Regions from separate parts of the Homo sapiens genome. Here region 2 is linked to region 1. Evidence: read pairs that join two places in POLR2A ChIA-PET (ENCODE). Cell type or tissue: IMR-90. All regions are shown on one strand. Links, peaks and the distances in the headings refer to the core of each region. The heading gives the core; the rest is flanking DNA. Region 1 has its middle 270 kb from the start of LINC01753. Region 2 has its middle 27 kb from the start of PRKAA2.

Region 1 (12,712 bases), core at 1,524-9,523:
TTCTATTAATGTTCCATTTCTCAGTGTTTATTTTGTTTTTAATAGACAGTTGATTTTACTTTATCAGCCACATACTGAAGCAAACCCACCTTTTGTGTTTGAAGATTATGCTTTAACTTTCCAATCTGTAAACCATTATCTTGTATGGAGAGACACTGGAAAAAGTTTTCCAGTTATCTCTTGGGCAGAAACCAGAGGGCCGCAGTACTCTTGGAAGCTTGAAAAGTTCTGAGTGAGAAGTCAGGATGCCTGATTTCCTCTACCTAGACTGTGCCAACGTGATATCTTGAGATTTCCCAGGCCAGCTTGACTCAATGATTCTAAGAATTTAGACAGAAAAGCCCAGGCTCTTCCTTCCTTGGCTGCATTAATGAAGGAGTGGCTGAGTGTCTCAGCCTGTGTGTTGCTATCATGACGTTCACTCAGTGTTGAGAAATGCCTTACAGATGCTGTGCTAGGTAAGGAGGAGCCAAATGTTTTCTAGCTCCCTTGGTCAGCACAGGATTGCCTGGGACCTTGGAGGAAAGAACTTTGCATTTATATCTGAAATATGACCTGAGCTTTTCTGTGTCTACAGCCTAAGTCTGTGTAACATTGATAGAATCTAATTCTCCCCTCAGAGCTTCACTCTGAGGGTACTGAACTCACATGGTTATTGGGGGTACTCTCTGACATAATGGGAGAATTCTTTGCCTGTTTAAGGCCGTATATTGTGGCAGAGAACACTAGTGCTTACCACAGGCCTGGTTTCCTCTTTTCTCAGGCACACAGCTAAGCCTCATCCCAGCCCTTTGCACTCATGGTAGAGCCAGTGGCAGGTGGGTAGTAGTGATGTATTCTCTTCTGCACAGTACTCGATCCTCTTTTTTTCTGTGGCTGCCTTGGAGGTCACATGGTGAAGATGGCAGTGCCACAAGATGGGAGGAATCTGAGCTCTGAATCACCGTGAAGAAGTCTGCTGGATGAACACTTGCTTGCACCGTGGAGTGGGCAAGAACTCTCAAATCTCAATGGCTTAACAACAAAGCTGTGCTTGTTATATAGATGATAGCCTCCCTTGACTAACAAAATTGTTAATACAACTTAGCCGACTGTGAAAAAAGCACATGAATGAAGACTTCTCTCATCTTCCCATAGCTTTCTATCTCTATCCCTCTGCTGTTAGGAGTGATTCTGAAAAGAATACTCAGAACTTACAGATAATTTTAATTTTTGTGTGTCTTTATCCAAGTGGTTCCAAAATCCACCCCACTCCCCAGCACCATTGCTGTTTAAAAGGCAAACAAACTTACTCTATGTGACCTTAGGAAGGTCATCTTACAGATGAGGAAACTGGTGCTCAGAGAAGCCAGGTTATTAGGTTGTGGTGAAGATTAAATGAGATCATGAATATGAAGCAAGGAGCACAGTGGCTGGCACATACAAAGCGCTCAATAAATGTCAGTCCCAACATTCTTCATTCTCCCCGAAGAGCAGAAGACTTTGTTTGCTTCCTGTCAAAAGAATCACTGAGCACAGGGAGTGGTAGTTCAGGGGTGAGGTAAACAATTCCTGATCCTCTTATCCCAACTGCAGCCCTGTATAAAATCTCATTTTTGTTTTTTGTGAGGTACCTCAGACTGGAGCAAGTATTGTTTTTCTAGCCTTGGCTTTTTGGACAAATAGCTGCTGTTCTTCTCTGGGCTTTAGTTTCTCTTTAGAATAGCAGGGCTGGACTAAATGAACTCCAAGAGCCCTCTAGCTCTGCCAGTGTGGAATTCCAACTTAATATGAGAAGACTGAACGACTGTGGAGAGAAACGCATCAAGGATAGGGAATGGGTTGGAATAGAGGCTTAGCTGTATCACATAGCATGTCCCAAAGGACATAAGCCATGCTCCACGGTCATCCAGAACAGATTTATGGTCTTGAAGTTCATAAATAATCTCTGGATGGTGGAATCATTTAAATACCAGTGACATTGGATGCCACAATAGGGGACCAAGCCCATTCTTCTTAGAAACTAATGTTATTGTGAACTTTTGCAGGATTGGATTCACACTTGCTTTCTTTTCCTTTTTTGTCTTTTCTTCTTCCTCCTCCTTCTACTTCTTCTTTCTTCTCACTCTGTCTCTCCTGGCTCCCCTCTTTTCCCCTCTCATCCTTCCCTTTCTTCTTCCCTCTTTTCTACTCCGTTCTATTTTCTCAGTCCTGATTTGCTACCGAAAACTAACAAATTTCCCATATTTAAATAACTTTACTTCTTTCACTTCTTTTTGACACATGTGCTTTATTATCTGGGATTCAAACCAACTTATTTAGTTTATTATATTTTTCTCATATTTTATTTAGCCTTAGCCAAACAATGGATGGGGGTTGGGGTAAAGAATTGTGTCACTTTTTGGTTAAACAATCTTGGTGACCTAATAACAACACTGATAATAGACTGACTGGTTTGTAAATTCAGAAGAGTGCCAGGCGCCACAGTTTTAACTATTATACTATTGCATACAGTTGAGGTTATTGCAGAAAGAGATTATGGTAGGGAGCAGTTCTGGGAAATTCTGGGAAAAAACAAGCTGAAGACAAATAGCTCTTTCCAACGCTGTTTACAGTCTTTAGGATAATTACAAATTCCAAGTTTTTGGGGACAAAATCATTAACTCTGACATTCCAATCAACCTTGAAATTAACTCTAATCTGAAACTTAGCCACTGAGCAGAAGTTTTTTGATGTGCAATCATGTGCTTTTTTCCTGGGGTAGAAAATTGAGAGCACAATTTGAAATCATATGGACAGTGTTATAACATTTTATTCCCAAGATGGCCTTAATTACAATTACAGGGACATATAGAGATTTCACCTATATCAGGTCTATTTTCTACCCTACTCATTATATATTGGTTGAATATTTTAACTAGAAATAACACCGCAAAAAGAAAAAGAAATAACACCGTGAATTCTTAGCACAGTGCCCAGAAATGCTTTTGTGTACAAAAAGTCAAATAATTTTATTTTCTCAGCCACCCTGTAGCATAGGTATCACTATCACCATGTAGAGATGAAATTGCAGTACTTTTGGACTTCAAAGTGGTAGAAACAAAGATTTGATTCCCGTTCTTTGATTCCAAAGCTTCTCTTTCTACTCTTGTGCCCAGAAATTATTTCTACTCACTATTGTTTTGGCTACCTCAAATCAACACCAATGTCTTTTTTTTCTTGTAAAATACAAAAGCTTAAAGAAGATAAAACTTTGTAGAAATGAATGCAATAATGTAAGTTTCTATTTTTCCTTTTATAAAATTTGTAAAAATTTTAATTTGTTTTTGTTTGAGACAGGGTCTTACTTCATCACTCAGGCTATAGTGCGGTGGTGTGTTTACAGCTCACTGCAGCCTCAACCTCCTGGGCTCAGGTGATCCTCCTGCCTCAGGCTCCTGAGCAGCTAGGACCACAAGTATGTGCTACCACACTCATATAATTTTTAAAAATTATTATTTGTAGAGACAGGGTCTCACTATGTTGCCCAAACTGGTCTTGAACTCCTGGGCTCAAGCAATCCTCCTGTCTTGGCTTCCCAAGATGCTCGGATTATAGGCAGGAGTCACTGTGCCAGGCCTTCCATTTTTCATTAAGAAAGTATTTCATGGTTTTCTTCATTTATTCCCAATAAACTGCTATCTTGCCTTGTTACAATTTTAGTTGATTTGTTCTCTTTCTTTTGAATCCTCCGCTCTATGTCTGTAAGTACCTTGAGGAAAGAGGAGCTCCATTTGCTGTTCTCTATCCAGTGCTCAGCCCAGTGTCTGACATCTGCTGGGTGCTCACGTACTGAGTACCCCTACTATGTGATTACCCTTTAACTCGTATTTGCTTTCCACATGTGATCATACAAGATCGAGAAGACGACAGACCAGTGAATGTAGTTGGGGAGAGAGGATTAAAGCCTGTCACAAAGAATTAAAGATAGAGGGCACAGTGAATATTTCAGCTCGTTTTCCACCAATGGGTGGAAAATATGTGAAGGGGCTGTGTTGGTTCTTCCCTGTTAGTCCCTCAAGATGTGCTCTCTACTCTTCTCTGATTTGCTCTGAGCCCCCAGACTCTGGTCCCTATGGAGTGTATCACCCAGGTTCTTTCTTCTTTGTTTTCCAGTTGAGTTTGGCCAGTGAGTGCTGCAGGATACTGGAGGGAGGGCAACAGAGAGGAAGGTGTGAGTACTCAATCTTTCAACTTCCGCTCTAACTCACTGTGGTTGCATGTGTTTGGCAGTGGCTGCATCCCTTTCCAACAGCAGCCCTGGCGGGGCAGCCCCTCTTCCTGATCTTCCAGACTCACTGGGCAATGTTGGTCCCTCTCCTTGTCCCTTTAGCCATTGGAGTGGTCATAGCTCTTTGCCATCATTGGTGTCTGGGTATGTTACTATCTCTTGTTGGTTCCCTTGACACTATCCACACTTCTGTAAATAATCTCTTCATTAAGTTTCCTTCAGTTAAACATAGTGGGTGTTCTGTTTCTTGTCAGACACTGACTGATAGAAGGAACAATGGACTGTGGATAATTACAGATGACGTGTTAACACAGGATATTCAAGTAGAGCCTTCTCCTGAAACCAGGGATGTGTCTGCTTAAGTGATAGGAAATATACAATCAGAGACTGCTGGCTTGGCATTATGGTTCTGAAGCTCTCCTCCCATTATTCACTCATTCATTCATGCTTGTTCAGTTAGCCAGTGAATATTTATTGGGTGGTCACTATGTGTCAGGAAGTCTTCTAGACTCTGAAGTTAGATGATGAATAAAACTGACAAAATAGCTGGCTGATTGGAGTTTACATTCTATTGAAAGAAGACAGTTATTTATTGTTTCAGGTGTGGATACAAGCTATGAAGTAGAAGAGGATAGACATTAGGGTTGTATGGCTCTACGTTTGCTTAAAAAATTAATCCCCAGAACAAATGCTTTTTAATTTGTATTTGGCTCACTAAAACACGACTCTACAAAGGGTGAAAACTTGTTTCTCATTTTTGCTCCTGTAAAGTGTGTTGGTTTCTTAGAATGTTCCATGAAGAAAATCAAGTTTTCATAAAATAATGGACTGAGTTTGACATAAGCTGTTGTTCAGCTGAAGAGATTGACTCACATTTTATACCCAGAATGTCAGATCCAGAAAATAAAAATATGTGGGAAATGCCTGGTAGAGCATTGACCAGACAGTACACATTGAACAGGTGTTATTATGTAATCCTTATATCAGCGTATAAGGTAGGTAAAAATGATTATATCTTGCTTTATGAATGACAAAAATGAAGCTCAAGGAGATTCAGAGGAAAGGGAGTAAAAAAAAAGCTTTGAAGTAAGATATATGTGACAGATGATGCTAACATAAACAACACCCATGAGCACATTCAGAACTGTTTGGTTCTCTGTAAACTTCACAAAATACCATCATTTTTGTTACCACATAAATTAGCATTTGAGTATCTAAATGAAAAAATATAGAAATATTTGAATCTACTTTAATTCATAAAAATGTATAAAACACTCACAATCACTGTTTTTTTAATCAATACTCATAACGAATGACTTAAAACAAGCCCCATAGCTGATCCCAAACACTGTGTAATTGTGCTACTGGGGAGAAGCATTACAAGTGATGATGTAGCTCAATGGTTCCCCAATTTTTCTTTACCAAAGACCTATTTTATTTTTTTCCCAATAGTTGTCAATTTTTAAAAATAATTTCATAAATTTTCATTGTTAATCAGAAAAAATTAAAGAGTGCAGAATGAATATTTACTTTAATACTTCTTTAATCTTGCTTGCAAAAATTTCAGTACTTGAAACAAACACAGATAGGTTGAGAAGCCCTCATACTTTGTATGAACAATTATTAATGTTTATGAGAAGCCTTTGTGAATTGTTATTGCCCGTTTCTTTTTTCTTTTAAGTTTTATTTCAATAGCTTTAGGGGTTATAAGGAGTTTTTGGTTACATGAACAAATTGTATAGTGGTGGAGTCTAGACTTTAAGTGTACTCATCACCCAAATAGTGTACATTGTAGCCAACCAATAATTTTTCATGCCTGACCCTGCTCCCACCCTCCCCACTTCTGAGTTTCTAATGTCCGTTCTACCACTCTGTATGTCTTTGCATCATTGCCCATTTAAGATTTTTTTTTAAAAATAATTTCAACGTTTGTTTTATATTCATTGGGTACATGCACAGGTTTGTTACAGGGGCATATTGTATGACAGTGAGGTCTGGGGTATTAATGGTTTTGTCACTCAGGTAGTGAGCATAGTACCCAATATGTAGTGTTTTAGCCCTTTTCCCCCACCACACTCCCATCTTTAGTAGTCCCCAGTGTTTATCCCCAGTTATTTTTCCCATCTTTATGTTCAGTATACCCAATGTTTAGCTCCCATTTATACATGAGAACATGTGGTATTTGGTTTTCTGTTCCTGTGTAAATTTGCTTAGGATAATGGTTTCTAGCTGCATCCATGTTGCTGGAAACACATGATTTCATTATTTTTATGGCTGCATGGTATTCTATGGTGTATAGGTACCATGTTTTATTTATCCAGTCCACACCGATGGGCACCTAGGTTGATTCTGTGTCTTTGTTAGTGTGAATAGTGTGGCAATGAACATACGAGTGCATGTGTCTTTTTGGTAGAGCACTTGGTTTTCCTTTGGGTATATACTCAGTAATAGGATTGCTGGGTCAAATGGTAGTTCTGTTTTAAGTCCTGTGAGAAATATTTAAATTGCTTTCCACAGTGACTGAACTAATTTACACTCCCATCAACAGTGTGTAAGTGTTCCCTTTTCTCTGCAGCTTTGCCAGCATCTGTTCTTTTTTGACTTTTTAATAATGGCCATTCTGAGTGGTGTGAGATGGTATCTTATCTGGTTTTAATTTGCATTTCTCTGATGATTAGCGATGTTGAACTTTTTTTTATGTTTGTTGGCCGCTTGTAGGTTTTCTTTTGAGAAGTATCTGTTCATGTCCTTTGCCCACTTTTTTTTTTTTTTTTTTTTTTTTTTGAGTCAGAGTCTCGCTCTGTCACCCAGGCTCCAGGCTGGAGTGCAGTGGCGCGATTTCAGCTCACTTCACGCTCCGCCTCCTGAGTTCACACCATTCTCCTGCCTCAACCTCCCGAGTAGCTGGGACTACAGGCACCCGCCACCACGCCCGGCTAATTTTTTTTTTTTTTGTATTTTGTTTAGTAGAGACGGGATTTCACCATGTTAGCCAGGCTGGTCTTGAACTCCTGACCTCGTGATATGCCCACGTCGGCCTCCCAAAGTACTGGGATTACAGGCGTGAGCCACCGAGCCTGGCCCTTTGCCCACTTTTTAATGGGGTTGTTTTTTTGCTTGTTGAATTGTTTAGGTTCCTTAGAGATTATGGATATTAGACTTTTGTCTGATGCATAGTTTGCAAATATTATCACTCATTCTGTAGATTGTCTCTTTACTCTGTTTATAGTTTCTTTTGCTGTGCAGAAGCTCTTTAGTTTAATTAGGTCTTGCTTATCAATTTCTATTTCTGTTACCATTGCTCTTGAAAAGACTTAGCCATACATTATTTGGCAAGGCTGATGTCCAGAATGGTATTTCCTAGATTTTCTTCTAGGATTTTTATTGTTTGAGATCTTATATCTAGGTGTTTAATCCATCTTGAGTTATTTTTTTGTATATGGTGAAAGGTAGGGCTCTGTTTTCATTCTTCTGTATATGGTTAACTAGTCTTTACAGCACCTTTTATTGAATAGGGAGTCCTTTCCCCATTTCTTATTTTGTTGATTTTTGTCAAAGATCAGATAGTTGTAGGTGTACAGCATTATTTCCGAGTTTTCTATTCTGTTCCATTGGTCTATGTGTCTATTTCTGTACCAGTCCCATGCTGTTTTGGTTACTGTAGCCTTACAGTGTAGTTTGAAATTGGGTATTGTGATGCTTCTAGCTTTGTTCTTTTTGCTTAGGATGGCTTTGACTGTCAGGGCTCTTTTTTGGTTTCATATAAATTTTAGAATAGTTTTTTCTAATCCTGTGAAAAATGACATCAGTAGTTTGATAGGAATAACATTGAATCTGTAGATTTCTTTGGGCAGTATTAACATTTTAAGATAATGATCCCTTCAATCCATGAGCATGGAATGGTTTTCTACTTGTTTATGTCATCTGTGATTTCTTTCAGTCGTGTTTTGTAATTCTCTTTATAGAGATCTTTCACCTCCTTGGTTAGCTGTATTCCTAGGTATTTTTATTTGTGGCTATTGTAAATGGAATTGAATTCTTCTTAAATTTTTTTAAATTTCAATAAAAGGTTTTTGGGGAATGGGTGGTGTTTGGTTACATGGATAAGTTCTTTAGTGGCGATTTCTGAGATTTGGTACACCCAGCACCTGAGCAGTGTACATTGACACCCAATAGGAATTTCATTCTTCATTTGGCTTTCAGCTTGAATGTTATTGGTGTATAGAAATGCTGCTGATTTTGTACATTGATTTTTGCACCCTGAAACTTTTCTGAAGTTGTCGATCCATTCTAAGAGCCTCTTGGTAGAGTCATTAGGCTTTTCTAGATACAGAATCATATCATTCATGAAGAGAGATAATTTGACTTCTTTTCCTATTTGGATGCCTTTTCTTTGTCTTTCCTGATTGCTCTGGCTAGGATGTGCAGTACTATGTGGAACAGAAGTGGTGAGGGTGAGCATTCTTGTCCTGCTCCTGTTCTTAAGGAGAATGATTCCAGCTTTTGCCCATTCAATATGATGTTGGCTGTGGGTTTGTAATAAATGGGTCTTATTTTGAGACATGTTCCTTCAATGCTTAGTTTGTTAAGGGTTTTTTTTTTTATCATGAAGGGATGTTAAATTTTATCAAAAGCTTTTTTCTATGCCTATTGAGATTATTGTATGGTTTTTGTTCTTGATTCTGTTTATGTGGTGAGTTACATTTATTAATATGCATATGTTGAACTATCCTTATATCCCAGATATAAAGCCTACTTGATTGTGGTGAATTAACTTTTTGATGTGCTGCTGGATTCAGTTTGCTAGTATTTTGTTGAGGATGTTTGCATCTATGTTCATCAGGGCTATTGGCCTATAGATTTCTTTGTTTTGTCTTTGTCAGATTTTGGCATTAAGGTGATATTGCTTTTGTAAAATGAGTTAGAGAGGATCCTCTCTTTTTTGCAATAGTTTCAGTAGAATTGGTACCAGTTCTTCATATGTTTGGTAGAATTTGGCTATGAATCCATGTGGCTCAGGGCTTTTTTTGTGTGTTTGGTAGGTTTCTAATTACTCATTTAATTCTGGAACTCAATATTTGTCTTTTCAGGGTTTCAGTTTCTTCCTGCTTCAATCTTAGGAGGTTGTGTGTTTCTAGGAAGTTATCAATTTCCTCTAGATTTTCTAGTTTTTGTGCACAGAGGTGTTCATAATAGTCTCCCAAGATCTTTATGTTTTTGTGGGGTCGATTATAATGTCACCTTTGTCACTTCTGATTGTGCTTGTTTAGATCTCTTTTTTGTTGTTGTTGTTAATATAGCTAGCAGTCTATTGATCTTGCTTATCCTAAAACCAAAACACAAATTTTTGGTTTTATTAGATGAATTTTGAGTTCTCAATTTCATTTTGTTCTACTCTGATTTTTGTTATTTCTTTTCTTCTTCTACCTTTGAGGTTAGCTTGTTCTTGTTTTTCTAGTTCCTCGAGGTGTGATGTTAGATCATTGATTTGAGATCTTTCTAACTTCTTGATGTAGATGTTTAGTGCTATAAGCTTTCCTCTTAGCAGTACTTTTGCTACATGCCAGAGATTTTGGTATGTTGTGTCTCTGTTTTCATTGATTTCAAATTTTTTTTATTTCTGCCTTAATTTCATTGTTTACCAAAAAGCTACTTGGAGCAAGTTATTTAATTTCCATGTAATTATGTGGTTTTGAGAGCTCTTCTTAGTATTGATTTCTATTTTTATTTCACTGTGGTCTGAGAGTATGGTTGACATGATTTCAATTTTGTTTTGTTTCTTGAGACTTGCTTTACAGCCAGGCATGTGGTCAATCTTAGAGAATGTCTTGTGTGCAGATGAGAAAGAATGTATATTCTATGGTTGATGGGTATAGTACTCTGTAGATGTCTATTAGGTCCGATTGGTCAAGTGTCAAATTTAAGTTCAAAATTTATTTGTTAATTTTCTCCCTTGATGATCTGTTTAATGCTATCAGTAGATTGTTGAAGTACCCCACTATTATCATGTGGCTATCTAAGTCTTTTTGTAGGTCTGGACATACTTGTTTTATGAATCTGGGTGTTTCAGTGTTGAGTGTGTATGTATTTAGGATGGTTAAGTTGTCCTGTTGAATTGAACCCTTTGTCATTATGTCATGCCCTTCTTTGTCCTTCTTTACTGTTGTTGGTTTAAAGTCTGTTTTATCTGGTATAAGAATAGTGACCCTGCTCTTCTTTTTTTTTAAATAAATATTTGAGTGACAGATTTTTCTCCAACTCTTTACTTTGAGCCTGTGGGTGTCATTACATGTGAGATGGGTTTCTTGAAGACAGACGATGGATGGGTCTCATTTTTTTTTTTTGATCCAACTTACTACTCCATGCCTTTCAAGTGAGGTGTTTAGCTCATGTGTTATAAATTCAAGGTTAGTATTGATATGTGAGGTTTTGATTCTATTGTGAAATTGTTAACTGGTTGCTTTGTAGTTTCTATTGTGTAGTTGCTTTACAGGGCCTGTGGGCTATGCACTTAAGTGTATTTTTGTGGTAACAGCTATTGTTCTTTTCTTTTCATGTTTAGAACTTCCTAAGGATCTTTTGTAAGGCTGGTCTAGGGGTAATGGAATTCCCTTAGTGCTTGCTTGTCTGAAAAAGTTTTTATTTTTCCTTTACTTTTGAAACTTAGTTTGATGGGATGTAAAATTCTTGATTGGTATTTCCTTTCTTTAAGAATGCTGAAAATAGGTCCCAATCTCTTTGGGCCTGTAAGTATATATTTAGATGTTAAATTGCTTGGCCATTGACTGTGCATTCTTTCAGCCTTAATAGACTCTTCTAGTTTTCCAAAGACAGATTACACCACTACCAGCAGTGCATAAAAGTTCCAGCTGCTCTACACTTTTGGAAATGCATGGTATTGTCATTTAAAACAAATTTTAGTAATTCTTGTGGATATGTAGTGACATCTCATTGTGCATCTCATTGTGGTTTTAATTTACATTTCTTGATGGCTACTAATGTTGAACGTGTGCTAATGGCCATTTGAACATCCTCTTTCATGATATGCTTCTTTAAGTCTTTTCACTGACTTAAAAATTGTGCTATGTGTCCTATTCTTATTGATTTATAGGAATCCTTTAATTTTTTATTATAAATCTTTTGTTGGATAGGTGTAGTTTAAATATCTCTCCCTACTTTTTTGTCTTTTCACTGTCTTAACGGTAACTTTCAATGCACAGAAAAATGTTGTTATTACTAAAGTCATATATATGCATCCTTTATGGTTAGTGTATTGTGTTCTATTAAGGAAATATGTACCTACCTCAAGGTCATAAATATACGATTGTAGGTTATCTTCCAGAGGCTTTATTTTTTACTTATCGCATTACGTCTACAATCCATCTGGGATTGAATTTTTTGTGAAAGGTTTATTTTTCTCTGTATTAGTATTCAATTAATTCTGGACAATTTTTTTTAATTATTATACTTTAAGTTCTAGGGTACATATACACAATGTGCAGGTTTGATACATAGGTACACATGTGCCATGTTGATTTGCTGCACCCATCAATTCATCATTTACATTAGGTATTTCTCCTAATGCTATCCCTCCCCCAGCCCCTCCCCGCCCCAACAGGCCCTGGTGTGTGATGTTCCCTGCCCTGTGTCCAGGTGATCTCATTGTTCAATTCCTACCCATGAGTGAGAACTTGAGGTGTTTGGTTTTCTGTCCTTGTGATAGTTTGCTGAGAATGATGGTTTCCAGCTTCATCCACGTCCCTGCAAAGACATGAACTCATCCTTTTTTATGGCTGTATAGTATTCCATGGTGTATATGTGCAACATTTTCTTTAACCAGTCTGCAACTGATGGGCATTTGGGTTGGTTCCAAGCCTTTACTATTGTGAATAGTGCCACAATAAACATATGTGTGCATGTGTCTTTATAGTAGCATGATTTATAATCCTTTGGGTATATACCCAGTAATGGGATTGTTGGGTCAAATGGTAATTCTAGTTCCAGATCCTTGAGGAATTGCCTCACTGTCTTCCACAAAGGTTGAACTAATTTACACTCCCACCAACAGTGTAAAAGTGTTCCTATTTCTCCACGTCCTCTCCAGCATCTGTTGATTCCTGACTTTTTAATGATTGCCATTCTCACTGGCGTGAGATAGTATCTCATTGTGGTTTTGATTTGCATTTCTCTGATGGCCAGTGATGATGAGGAACATTTTTTCATGTGTCTGTTGGCTGCACAGATTCTTCTTTTGAGAAGTGTCTGTTCATATCCTTTGCCCACTTTTTGATGGGGTTGTTTTTTTCTTGTAAATTTGTTTGAGTTCTTTGTAGATTCTGGATATTAGCCCTTTGTCAGATGGATAGATTGTAAAAGTTTTCTCCCATTCTGTATGTTGCCTGTTCACTCTGATGGTAGTTTCTTTTGCTGTGTAGAAGCTCTTTAGTTTAATTAGATCTCATT
Region 2 (12,712 bases), core at 1,654-9,653, 940 kb after region 1:
TAAGCAACTTCAGCAAAGTCTCAGGGTACAAAATCAATGTGCAAAAATCACAAGCATTCTTATACACCAATAACAGATAAACAGCGAGCCAAATCATGAGCGAACACCCATTCACAATTGCTTCAAAGAGAATAAAATACCTAGCAATCCAACTTATAAGGGATGTGAAGGACCTCTTCAAGGAGAACTACAAACCACTGCTCAATGAAATAAAAGAGGACACAAACGAATGGAAGAACATTCCATGCTCATGGATAGGAAGAATCAATATCGTGAAAACGGCCATACTGCCCAAGTAAATTTATAGATTCAATGCCATCCACATCAAGCTACCAATGACTTTCTTCACAGAATTGGAAAAAACTACCTTAAAGTTCAAATGGAACCAAAAAAGAGCCTGCATTGCCAAGACAATCCTAACCAAATAGAACAAAGCTGGAGGCATCATGCTACCTGGCTTCAGACTATACTACAAAGCTACAGTAACCAAAACAGCATGGTTCTGGTACCAAAACAGAGATATAGACCAATGGAACAGAACAGAGCCCTCAGAAATAACACCACACATCTACAACCATCTGTTCTTTGACAAACCTGACAAAAACAAGAAATGGGGAAAGGATTCCCTATTTAATAAATGGTGCTGGGAAAACTGTCTAGCAATAGGTAGAAAGCTGAAACTGAATCCCTTCCTTACATCTTATACAAAAATTAATTCAAGATAGATTAAAGACTTAAATATTAAACCTAAAACTATAAAAATCCTGGAAGAAAACCTAGGCAATACCTTCAGGACACAGACATGGGCAAGGACTTCATGACTAAAACACCAAAAGCAATGGCAACAAAAGCCAAAATTGACAAATGGGATCTAATTAAACTAAAGAGCTTCTGCACAGCAAAAGAAACTACCATAAGAGTGAACAGGCAACTTACAGAATGGGAGAAAATTTTTGCAATCTGCCCATCTGACAAAGGGCTAATATCCAGAATCTACAAAGAAGTTAAACAAATTTACAAGAAAAAGTCAAACAACCCCATCAAAAAGTGGGCAAAGGATATGAACAGACACTTCTCACAAGAAGACATTTATGCAGCCAACAGACAGATGAAAAAATGCTCATCATCACTGGTCATCAGAGAAATGCAAATGAAAACCACAATGAGGTACCATTTCACACCAGTTAGAATGGTGATCATTAAAAAGTCAGGAAACAACAGGTGCTGGAGAGGATGTGGAGAAATAGGAATGCTTTTATACTGTTGGTGGGAGTGTAAACTAGTTCAACCATTGTGGAAGACAGTGTGGCGATTCCTCAAGGATCTAGAACTAGAAATACCATTTGACCCAGTGATCCCATTACTGGGTGTTATAAATCATGCTACTAAAAAGACACATGCACACATATGTTTATTGCAGCACTATTCACAATAGCAAAGACTTGGAACCAACCCAAATGTCCATCAATGATAGACTGGATTAAGAAAATGTGGCACATATACACCATGGAATACTATGCAGCCATAAAAAAGGATGAGTTCATGTCCTTTGTAGGGACATGGATGAAGCTGGAAACCATCATTTGAGCAAACTATCACAAGGACAGAAAACCGAACACTGCGTGTTCTCACTCACATGTGGGAATTGAACAATGAGAACACTTGGACACAGGGCGGAAAGCATCACACACCAGGGCCTGTCATGGGGTGGGGGAATGGGGGAGGGATAGCATGAGGAGAAATACCTAATGTAAATGACGAGTTAATGGGTGCAGCACACCAGTATGGCACATGTATACATATGTAACAAACCTGCACGTTGTGCACCTGGACCCTGGAACTTAAAGTATAACAAAATATTTTTAAAAAGAAATTTCTTCTGCAACATACCCTAAATTATCTCTCTCAATTTCAAAGTTCCACAAATCTCTAGGGCAGGGCAAAATGCCGCAAGTCTCTGCTTAAAACATAACAAGAGTCACCTTCGCTCCAGTTCCCAACAAGTTCCTCATCTCCATCTGAGACCACCTCAGCCTGGACTTTATTGTCCATATCATTATCAGCATTTTGGTCAAAGTCATTCAATAATTCTATAGAAAGTTTCAGACTTTCCCACATTTTCCTGTCTTTTTCTGAGCCCTCCAAACTGTCCCAGTCTCGCCTGTTACCCAGCTCCAAAGTTTCTTCCACATTTTTGAGTATCTTTTCAGCAGTGCCTCACTCTACTGGTACCAATTTACTGTATTAGTCCGTTTTCACGTGGCTGATAAAGACATACCCAACACTGGGCAATTTGCAAAGGAAAGAGGTTTAATGGAGAACTCATAGTTCCAAGTGGCTGGGGAAGCCTCACAATCACAGCAGAAGGCAAGGAGGAGGAAGTCACATCTTACATGGATGGCAGCAGGCAAAGAGTGAACTTGGGCAGGGAAACTCCCCCTTATGGAACCATCAGATCTCATAAGACTTACTCACTAACATGAGAACAGCATGGGAAAGACCTGCCCCCATGATTCAATTACCTACCACCAGGTCCCTCCCACAACATATAGGAATTCGAGATGAGATTTCAGTGAGGACAGAGCCAAGCCATATCAGAGCCTTGGAAGTGTAATTGCTAAGTCAAATAACTAATATATATGTATAATTTTGCTAGATATTAACTGGTAGTCATTCTTGTAAACCTATTTCTTCTCTTTAATTTGTCATCTTCCTTCAAGGAACCTCTAGATATTAAGTCAAACAACTCAAACATTTGGAGATTACCTCCAACCTTCCTCTTATTCCCTGCCACCATCAAAATAGACATACAATTAAAGTAATTTTACCTTGTAGGAATGTTTCAAATTCAGTTCTGACTTTTAATCCCTGAAGCCGCTGCTTTAATTCAAAGTCCTGTGAACTCTTTGGACATGCTCTTACACATATTATTTGTATCTTAGAATATAGGAGAGGCCAGGCACAGTGGCTCATACCTGTAATCCCAGCACTTTGGGAGGCCGAGGCAGGTGGATCACTGAAGGTCAGGAGTTAGAGACCAGCCTGATCAACATAGTGAAACCCCGTCTCTACTAAAAATACAAAATTAGCTGGGGATGGTGGTGCACACCTATAATCCCAGCTACTTGGGAGGTTGAGGCAGGAGAATTGCTTGAACCCAGGAGGCAGAGTTTGCAGTGAGCCAAAGTCGTGCCATTGCACTCCAGCCTGGGCAACAGGAGAAAAACCCTGTCTCAAAAACAAACAAAGAAAAAGACAAAAACAAAGCAAAACAAAAAACATAGGAGAGAGTATATAATACTAATTGGAAGACTGAAGAGGCACTAACTAGAGAAAAGGCATTCTAGGCAGAGGAAAAGGCATTTCCTAAGATACTGTGGTAGGAATGTGCATGGAAAGGAAATAAAAGAAAGTCAATGTGTTGAAAACACAAAGAGCAAAAGAAAATCAGTTGGAGAGCAAGAATCAGTTGGTAGCAAACAGGCAGGGTTTATAGGCTATGTTAAGGATTTCTTATTTTATTCTAAAATATATAGAAACCATTTAAGGAGTTTAAGCAACTGGGTGAAATAATGAGATTTGGGGATTGGAAACATCATTCTAGCTGCTGGATGAACAAAAATTGGAGTAGTCCAGGCAAGAGATACTGACATACTCTGGTGGCAGTGGTTGTGGCAAAGTAGAAAGATTGAGTAAATATTTTTAATAGATTTAATATATGTAAAAAGATAGAACCTAGCGATGGATTGTTTAAGGGAGTGTTTCCCTTAATCATGTTTTTTCTTTTATGAGTTGATGGACAGTGATTCCAATCACTAAAACAGGAAAAACTGAAAGACAGCCAGGTTGGGGCAGAGTTGGTGTGGGGCAGGGGTGGAAATAGTGAGTTGGCTTTTTATTATTTTTATTTATTTATTTTTTGAGACGGCGTCTCACTCTGTTGCCCAGGCTGGTGTGCAATGGCAATATCTTGGCTCACTCCAACCTCCGCCTCCCAAGTTCAAGTGATTCTCCTGCCTCAGCCTCTCGAATAGTTGGGATTACAGGTGTGCACCACCATGCCCTGCTAATTTTTGTATTTTTAGTAGAGATGGGGTTTCACGGGCCGGGCGCACTGGCTCACGCCTGTAATCCCAGCACTTTGGAAGGCCAAGGCAGGCGGATCACCTGAGTTCGGGAGTTCGAGACCAGCCTGACCAACATGGAGAAACCCTGTCTCTACTAAAAGTACAAAACTAGCCAGGAGTGGTGGTGCATGCCTGTAATCCCAGCTACTTGTTGGCTGAGGCAGGAGAAACACTTGAACCCGGGAGGCGGAGGTTGCAGTGAGCTGAGAATGTGCCATTGCACTCCAGCCTAGGCAACAAGAGAGAAACTCTGTCTCAATAAATAAATAAATAAATAAATAAATAAGTAAATAAATAAAATAAAAAAAAGAGAGATGGGGTTTCACCATGTTGGCTAGGCTGGTCTAGAACTCCTAACCTCAGGTCATGTGGCCACCTTGGCCTCCCAAAGTGCCGAGATTATAGGCATGAGCCACCATGGCTGGCCGAGTTGGCTTTTTAATGTTTTGTTGTTCTGTTTTTTTTAATCTTTTGAGATAGGGTCTCACTCTGTCACCCTGGCTGGAGTGCAGTGGTGTGATCACGGCTCACTGCAGCCCTGACTTCCCAGGCTCAAGCGATCCTCCCACCTCAGCCTCTGGTGTAGCTAGGATTACAGGCGCGTGCCACCACGCCCAGCTAATTTTTTTATTTTTGTAGAGACAGGGTCTCCCTATGTTGCCCGGGCTGAGTTGGCTTTTTAGACATGCTGAGACTGAGGTGCATTTGATATTCAAAGATATGTTAGTAAGCACTACATGGAAATAAAGTTCAGGGGAGAGGTCTCGGTTGTTGCTATACATTTGTGAGTCATCTGCAAATGGTGTAATTTGAGTCATGGGTGTATATGAGAATGCCTAAGTATGTAATGAGGACAGGAGAGGTCTAGACCAAGCCTACAGGACTGACAACAGAAGCAACAGAAAGAAAAGGAGGAGCACACAAAGGAGATGGAGAAATAACAGCACGTGAGCAGGGTTAAAAGGAAGGCATGGAAAGGGCCTATACAAAGGAAAGAATGTTTCATTGTGTTGATTGCTGCTTGAGGCTGAGTTAAAATGAAGCCATAAAAAATGATCATTAGATTGAGCAACAGAGAAGTCATTAGTGACTTCAATAAGGGCAGTTTCACTGAAGTGATGGAGGCAGAAGCCTAATTAAAGTGGGTTGAGGAGTAAATAGAAGGTAAGAACATGGATTACAGCTTTTCCTTCAGAGAAGCTTAACTGGGATAGGAAATACAGAAGTGTAGAAATAGCTGGAGGAGAATGTGAGATGAAGGGAGGTCTTTTAAAGATGAGAGAATATTTTGAATACAGATGGGAACAATTCAGTGAAGTGAGAGGGTGGAAGAAAAAGTGGAAAACAACAAGGAACTAACCCCCTGAGGAGAGCAAAGGGAATTAGATCTATATTGAAGAACTGGCCAACCGTAGGAGAAAGAACCCATCATCAGATGAAACAGGAAAGAAGGAAGAGGTGAGGGCAGATGCAGATGGGTTCATGGATCTAATGATAAGATTATGAAACTGTGCCCATCTGATGGTTTCTACTTTCTCAATTTAATTTGAAGAGAGGTTGTCAGTTGAAAGTAATAGGCATGGAGATAGATATTCTATGAAACAGATATCTCCATGAATAGGAAAGTGAGCTTATAGGAGAAATGTGGTATGATGGTTGGACAGTGCTGACAGCTCATTTTACTTGCCAATTGGCAATATGATTGTTCTTGTGTACTTAACTTCCTGTGTTGTAAATTAATCCAAATTGATCTCCGTAAGAGATTGGTCTGAAATAACCAAATGATGGTTTCAGTTCTCCACTTCACTTATGTCTTAGCTGAGATCTTCCAAAAGCAGGTCTGAAGCAGTGAGTTTATATTCTTTTATTTTATTAGGGAGTACAATCCCATGGAAGAAGAGTTAAGGACAAAGACAGTGAAAGAAGGAAGGAGGAAGAGTCAGAGTGAGGATGTCATGTGTGAGTTGCTGCCAAGTGCCGTGCTCCTAAGAATCAGAATACACTGTATCTCAGGACTGCCCACTTAGTGGGGGAGGCAGTAGAAAAGAGGAAGATGTTATCCATTAGCTGTGATCTCTAACATCATAAGTTCACCTGTTGGGCTTCCAGGTTGCCCATGTCTGGATGCCCGCCCCTAGTAGTGCCTAGAAGGGGCTGCAAGGCAAAGGAAGCCCTGAGATGGGAGGAGACAGGTGTAAGGAAGAGCCAGCAGAAAAGTTCTTTTAACTTAGGCCTTCAAAGAGACAAAGAACGTCTACGTCCAAAGAAACATCTGATACAATTTACAACTAGGAATATGGCTTACCTGATTTGACTAAAGCCAAGTAATACTTTAGAAACACAGACAAAATGAAAATCAGCTCATCTATTTCTAAAGTAATCAACAGATGTCTCCTTATCTGGCTGGTGAGCTGATCAGAGATTTTAAAGATATTTTCTACATAACAGGAGAATTTCAAATTTTATTTGGACAGACATGCAGGAAACAATTTTAAAATTATTATCTTAGCGGGGCAGAAAAGTCTCAGGGATTCTGAATGGGTTTTCGTTTTTTTTTCTTTCTTTTTTTCCCTGTTTTTTTTTTTTTTTTTTTTTTTAGACAGGGTCTCACTCTGTCACCAAGGCTGGAGTGCAGTGGTGCAATCCCAACAGCTCACTGCAGCCTTGACTTCTTGGGCTCAAGCGATCCTCCTGCCTTGGCCTCCCAAGTAGCTGGGACATACAGGCACACCTCACCAGGTCCAGCTATTTTTTTTCCATTTTGTTATAGAGACAGCTGGTCTTGAACACCTGGGTTCAAGTGATCCTCCCATTTCAGCCTCCCAAAGTGCTGGAATTACAAGTGTGAGCCACCATGCCCAGCTTTTTTTTTGTTTTTAAATCATAAAGTGCTCCCGTTCTGCTATCTAGTGCTCACTAGTTTATCAGGAGAAATTTTCTTTTTTTTTTTTTTTACGCTTAATTCACTTTATTTTTCTTGTATAAAAACCCTATGTTGTAGCCACAGCTGGAGCCTGAGTCCGCTGCATGGAGACTCTGGTGTGGGTCTTGACGAGGTGGTCAGTGAATTCCTGATCGGGAGACTTGGTAAATACAGTCTCCTTCCAGAGGTCGGGGGTCAGGTAGCTGTAGAAATGGCATCAAAGGTATTGCTTTATCTGTTTATCAATAACATCACTACCAACATTTTGTGGCAGGACAATTGCTAGTTAAGAGGGACTGCTCCAGGCATTGCAGGGTATTTATGTCCCTGCCCTTCACTCCCCTTAAACTCAGTCTCCTCATTAAATAGCAACAACCACTCACAGTTATTGTGGGGACTGAAAACACTCCTGCACATTTTTAAGTGTGCCCCATGACCCCAACCATTGGGAACCACTGCAGGAGGGGTTGACAGCCTCTACTTTACAGATGGGACACTAGGGCTTAGAAGCTCAGTAACAAGGTCATATTACAGATCAGCAGTAGAGCACGAACTCATAAACATAAGTTATTTTCTAATGCCCTTTTCCTCTCTACAAAGGATCTTTAAGAAACACTAGGGACTGGCCACAGTGGCTCACACCTGTACTCCTAGCAGTTTGGGAGGCCAAGGCAGGAGGATCGCTTGAGCCAGGTGTTTGAGACAAGCCTGGGTAACATAAGGAGAACTCATCCCTATAACAAAATTTAAAAATTAACCGGGCATGGTGGTGCATGCCTGTGGTCTCAGCTACTCAGGAGACTAAGGTGGGAGAATTCTTTGAGCTGGGGAGGTCGAGGCTGCAGTGAGCTGTGATCGCACCATGGCATTCCAGCCTAGGTGACAGAGTGAGACCCTGTCTCAAGAACAAAAAAAAGGAACTGTAGCTCTCTTAGTGGATTTGTAATATGACACAATTTATACAGATTCTATTTTCGCATAGCTTTATTTAATAAAGTGAGGGTCACTTGTGAAATCATCATAGTAACAAAGATAGCTAAATAATAGATCAGAGAAAAGTCACAAAATACAAAAATCATTAAGGGATTAAAAAAAGAGATTGAGAAAGAGACTGTAGGAGGAAATTTTAAATAAACTAGGTTTATTCAGACTGAAAATTGGAATGAGGATTTGAGGATGGCCTTCTAGCACATGAAGGATTTTCACACATGGAATGGTATGTATAAGTGACATACTATACTAGTTTGAGATGCTTGCATTGGGATAATGTATGCACAGTGCTTGAAAGCTTACCAAGCACTTTCTTTTTAAAATTTTTCTATTTTTTAAGTTTCTTTTTCCTGACCTATACCAGTTGGTTCACAACCAAGCACTTTCGTATGCATTATCTTATTTAAATAATTTTGTAGCATCGAGTGGAGTTAAAAATGTAACTTTTATATGCATCTTGTTATGTATATATGTTAAAGAATAGAGAAAATACAAACATTATTGATAAAGATAAGAGACAGGATTTTTGAATACAAATATTTCCAATGATCCAGGTTTTAATTATATAGAAGATGGGAGTTCGTATAGGTACATTCCCTACTACCTAACATCTAGGTAATGTAGATAATTGCTGAATTTCATTGAAGGTATGTATTATAAGATGTAGCTGAACAAATGAACAAAACATCAATCAAAGTGAAATCAAGTTTAGGCCAGGCACAATGGCTTATGCCTGTAATCCCAGCACTTTAGGAGGTCAAGGAGAACAGATTGCTTGAGCTCAGGACTTCGAGACCAGCTTGGGCCACATGGTGAAACCCCGCATCTATAAAAATGCAAAAAAAATTAGCCAGGCATGGTGGCACAAACCTGTGGTCCCAGCTACTCAGCAGGCTGAGGCAGGAGGATCCCTCAAGCCCAGGAGGTGGAGACTGCAGTGAGCCAAGATTGTGCCACTGCACTCCAGCCTGGGTGACAAAGCGAGACCATGTCTGAAAAAAAAAAAGTGAAATCAAGTTCAAAGAGTAAGTATGTATGTATGACAAACTGCAAATTTTTAAAAAACAGTGAAGCTGGAACACAGGATTATAGGGAATACATGAAGCACAAGGAAAAGACAGGACAAAGAGGATGAGATAAGAGAAACGTCTGGAAAAAAGAGAATTTTGAGAACAAAACTATGTATAAGCTGCAAGCCTCTAATTCATTATTCGTGAGGAATTGTCCATTTCATTACCTGTACATGTTAGCTTACATAACTAGGAATGGGTACTTAATGTAAGACATGAAAAGGATTGACTATGTAATTAATATTATTCACATTCATTCAATGTAGTACTTAACATTATCTAATCTACTTTTAAATTAAGATATCTACTGTGATGGTGCCATTATACCTTCCTCTGTGAGATTGTTCATGCAACAAATAGAGTACCAGCCATGGGCTCCGCACTATTTTAGGCACTGGGGATACAGTAGAGAACAAAATAAATATATTCTTGTCTTCATGGATATTATTTTCTTGTATGTGTATAGAGGAGTGGGAGAGGAGATAGACAAAGATTTTAAAAAGTGCAGCATGTAGGTGGTGATAAGTGTTAGTAAACATTAGCTACTAAATACCACATACTAGAAAATAAAGCAGAAACAGACTATAGGGATTGTTGGGACATTAATGAAAAAGTAGTATTTGTTGCTTTGGATAAAACATCAGGTGAGTTCAGTCATGGGGGCTCACACCTGTAATCCCAGCACTTTGGAAGGCCGAGGCGGACAGATCACTTGAGGTCAGGAGATCGCCACGAACATGGTGAAACCCTGTCTCTACTAAAAATACAAAAATTAGCCAGCCATGGTGGCGAGTGCCTGTAATCCCAGCTACTCAAGAGGCTGAGGCAGGATAATCACTTGAACCCGGGAGATGGAGGTTGCAGTGAGCTGAGATTGTGCCACTGCACGCCATCCTGGGCGACAGAGTGAGACTCCGTCTCAAAAAAAAAAAAAAAAAAATCCGGTGAAAAGAGCAGAACTGAAAACTACATATAAGTCCCTTGTCAATTTTTATTTAAAAATATATTTAATACAATATGCACAGAAAAGAGAATTAAAGGAAATATATCTGTTATGGTTTGGCTGTGTCCCTACCCAAATCTCATCTCCAGTTGCAATTCCCATGTGTCAAGGCAGGTGATTGGATCATGGGGACAGTTTCCCCCATGCTGTTCTCATTATAATGAGGGCATTCTCATGAGACTCATGAGATCTGGTTGTTTCATAAGTGTCTGGCAGTTTCCCCTGCACACTCTCTCTCTCTCCTGCCACCATGTAAAATGTGCCTTGCTTCTCCTTTGCCTCCCACCATGATTGTAAGTTTCCTGAGGCCTCCCCAGCCATGCAGAACTGTGAGTCAATTAAACATCTTTCCTTCATAAATTACCCAGTCTCAGTTATTCTTTATAGCAGTGTGAAAGTGATGAATACAGGAAATGTGTACCGCAAAGAGTGGGGCATTGCTATAAAGATAACGTGAAAATATGCAAGTGGCTTTGGAACTGGGTAACAGGCAGAGGTAGGAACAGTTTGGAAGCCTCTGAAAAAGATAGGAAGATGTTTGGAAGTCTAGAAAGTCCCAGAGACTTGTGGAATGGTTTTGACCAAAATGCTGATAGAAATATGGACAATGAAGTCCAGGCTGAGGTGGTCTCAGATGGAGACGAGAAACTTAGGTTTAAAAGGGAAGCAGAGCATAAAAGTTTGAAAAATTTGCATCCTGACCATGTGACAGAAGAGAAAAACCCATTTTCTAGGGAGAAATTCAAGCTAGCCACAGAAATTTGCCTAAGTAATGACTAGCCAAATGTTGGTAGCCTGGACAATGGGGAAAATGTCTCCAGGGCATGTCAGATATCTTCATGGCAGCCCCTGCCATCACAAGCCCCATGGGAAAAATGGTTTTCTCACCGGAACAGCTTTAGGACTTGGTGCCCTGCATCTCATGCTCCAGCTCCAGCTCTGGCTAAAAGGGGCCAAGGTACATCTCAGGCCATTGCTTCAGAGGGTGCAAGCCCTAAGTCTTGATGGCTTCCATGTGGTGTTGGGCCTGCAGGTGAGCAGAAGATAAGAGCTGAGCTTTGGGAACCTGTGCCTAGATTTCAGAGGAGGTAGGGAAACACCTGGATGTCCGGGCAGAAGTCTGCAACAGAGGCAGAGTCCTCATGAAGAACTTCTGCTAGGGCAGTGAAAAGGATAAAGGTGGGTTTGGAGCCCCCACACAGAGTCCCCACTGGGGCAGTGCCTAGTGGAGCTATGAGAAGAGGGCCACTGTCTTCCAGACCCTAAGATGGTAGATCCACAGACAGCTTGCACTATGCGCCTGGAAAAGCCACGGGCACACAATGCCAGCTCATGAAAGCTGCTGCAGGGCGTGAACCCTGCAAAGCCACAGGGGCTGAGCTGCTCAAGGCCTTGGGAGCCCACCCCTTGCATCAGTGTGACTTGGATGTGAGACTTGGAGTCAAAGGAGATTATTTTGGAGCTTTAAGTTTTACTGACTGCCCTAGTGGGCTTTGGACTTGCATGGGCCCTGTGGACCCTTTGTTTTAGCCAATTTCTCCCATTTGGAATGGGAACATTTACCCAAAGCCTGTACCACCCATCTTGGAATAACTAATTTGCCTTTGATTTTACAGATTCATAGGTGAAAGACACTTGCCTTGCCTCAGATGAGACTTTGGACTTGAACTTTTTTTTTTTTTTTGAGATGGAGTTTCACTCTTGTTGCCCAGGCTGGAGTGCAATGGCACAATCTCGGCTCACTGCAACCTCTGCCTCCCAGGTTCAAATGAGCCTCCTGCCTCTGCCTCCCAAGTAGCTGAGAAAACAGGCGCCTGCCACCATGCCTGCCTAATTTTTGTATCTTTAGTAGAGACGAGGTTTCACCATGTTGGCCAGGCTGGTTTCGAACTCCTGACCTCAGGTGATCTGCCCACCTTGGCCTCCCAAACTGCTGGAATAACAGGTGTGAGCCACTGTGCCTGGCTGGACTTGAACTTTTGAGTTAATGCTAGAACGAGTTAAGACTTTGGGGGACTGTTGGGAAGGCATGATTGGTTTTCAAATGTGAAAAAAAAACCATGAGATTTGGGAGGGGCCAGGGGCAAAATAATATGGTTTGGCTGTGTCCCCACCCAAATCTCATCAATCCCCACATGTTGAGGGAGAGACCTGGTGGAAGGTGATTGGATCATGGGGGCTGTTTCTTCCATGCTGTTCTTGTAATAGTGAGAGAGTTCTCACAAGATCTGATTGTTTGGTAAGTGTCTGGCAGTTTCTGCTGAGCTCTCTCTTGCTCTCCTGCTGCCATGTGAGACATGCCTTGCTTCCCCTTTGCCTTTCACCATGATTGTAAGTTTCCTGAGGCCTCCCCATCCATTTGGAACTGTAAGTCAATTATACCTTTTTCTTTCATAAATTACTCAGTCTCGGGTAGTATCTTTATGGCAGTGTGAAAACAGACTGATACAATATCTAAATATTAAAGTTATTATCTTTTCTGGATGATGAAACTAGGAGTGGTTTTTAAAAATGTTTTGCTTTATACTTTGCTATTTGTGTTAGGTTTCCTATTATTAGCATGTGTTACTTTTATAAATCAGAAACAATAATTTTTTTA

Evidence for each region. Peaks named below come from ENCODE experiments on the same cell type or tissue, not always from the same donor. Only the 100,000 strongest peaks of a DNase experiment are listed, where the experiment ranks them.
Region 2: POLR2A ChIA-PET joins it to region 1 with 9 read pairs; 1 of 35 experiments calls an interaction of 5 or more read pairs at or near these places.

Annotation. Positions count from the first base shown.
Region 1 is chr1:55,669,126-55,681,837 of GRCh38, forward strand. No RefSeq gene overlaps it. Among named protein-coding and RNA genes, the nearest start is that of LINC01753, 270 kb to the right of the region's middle. In IMR-90, for the core only: no CTCF peak of the experiment used is centred there; no DNase peak of the experiment used is centred there; H3K27ac peaks cover 825 bases.
Region 2 is chr1:56,612,292-56,625,003 of GRCh38, forward strand. No RefSeq gene overlaps it. Among named protein-coding and RNA genes, the nearest start is that of PRKAA2, 27 kb to the right of the region's middle. In IMR-90, for the core only: no CTCF peak of the experiment used is centred there; a DNase peak (open chromatin) is centred at 4,920.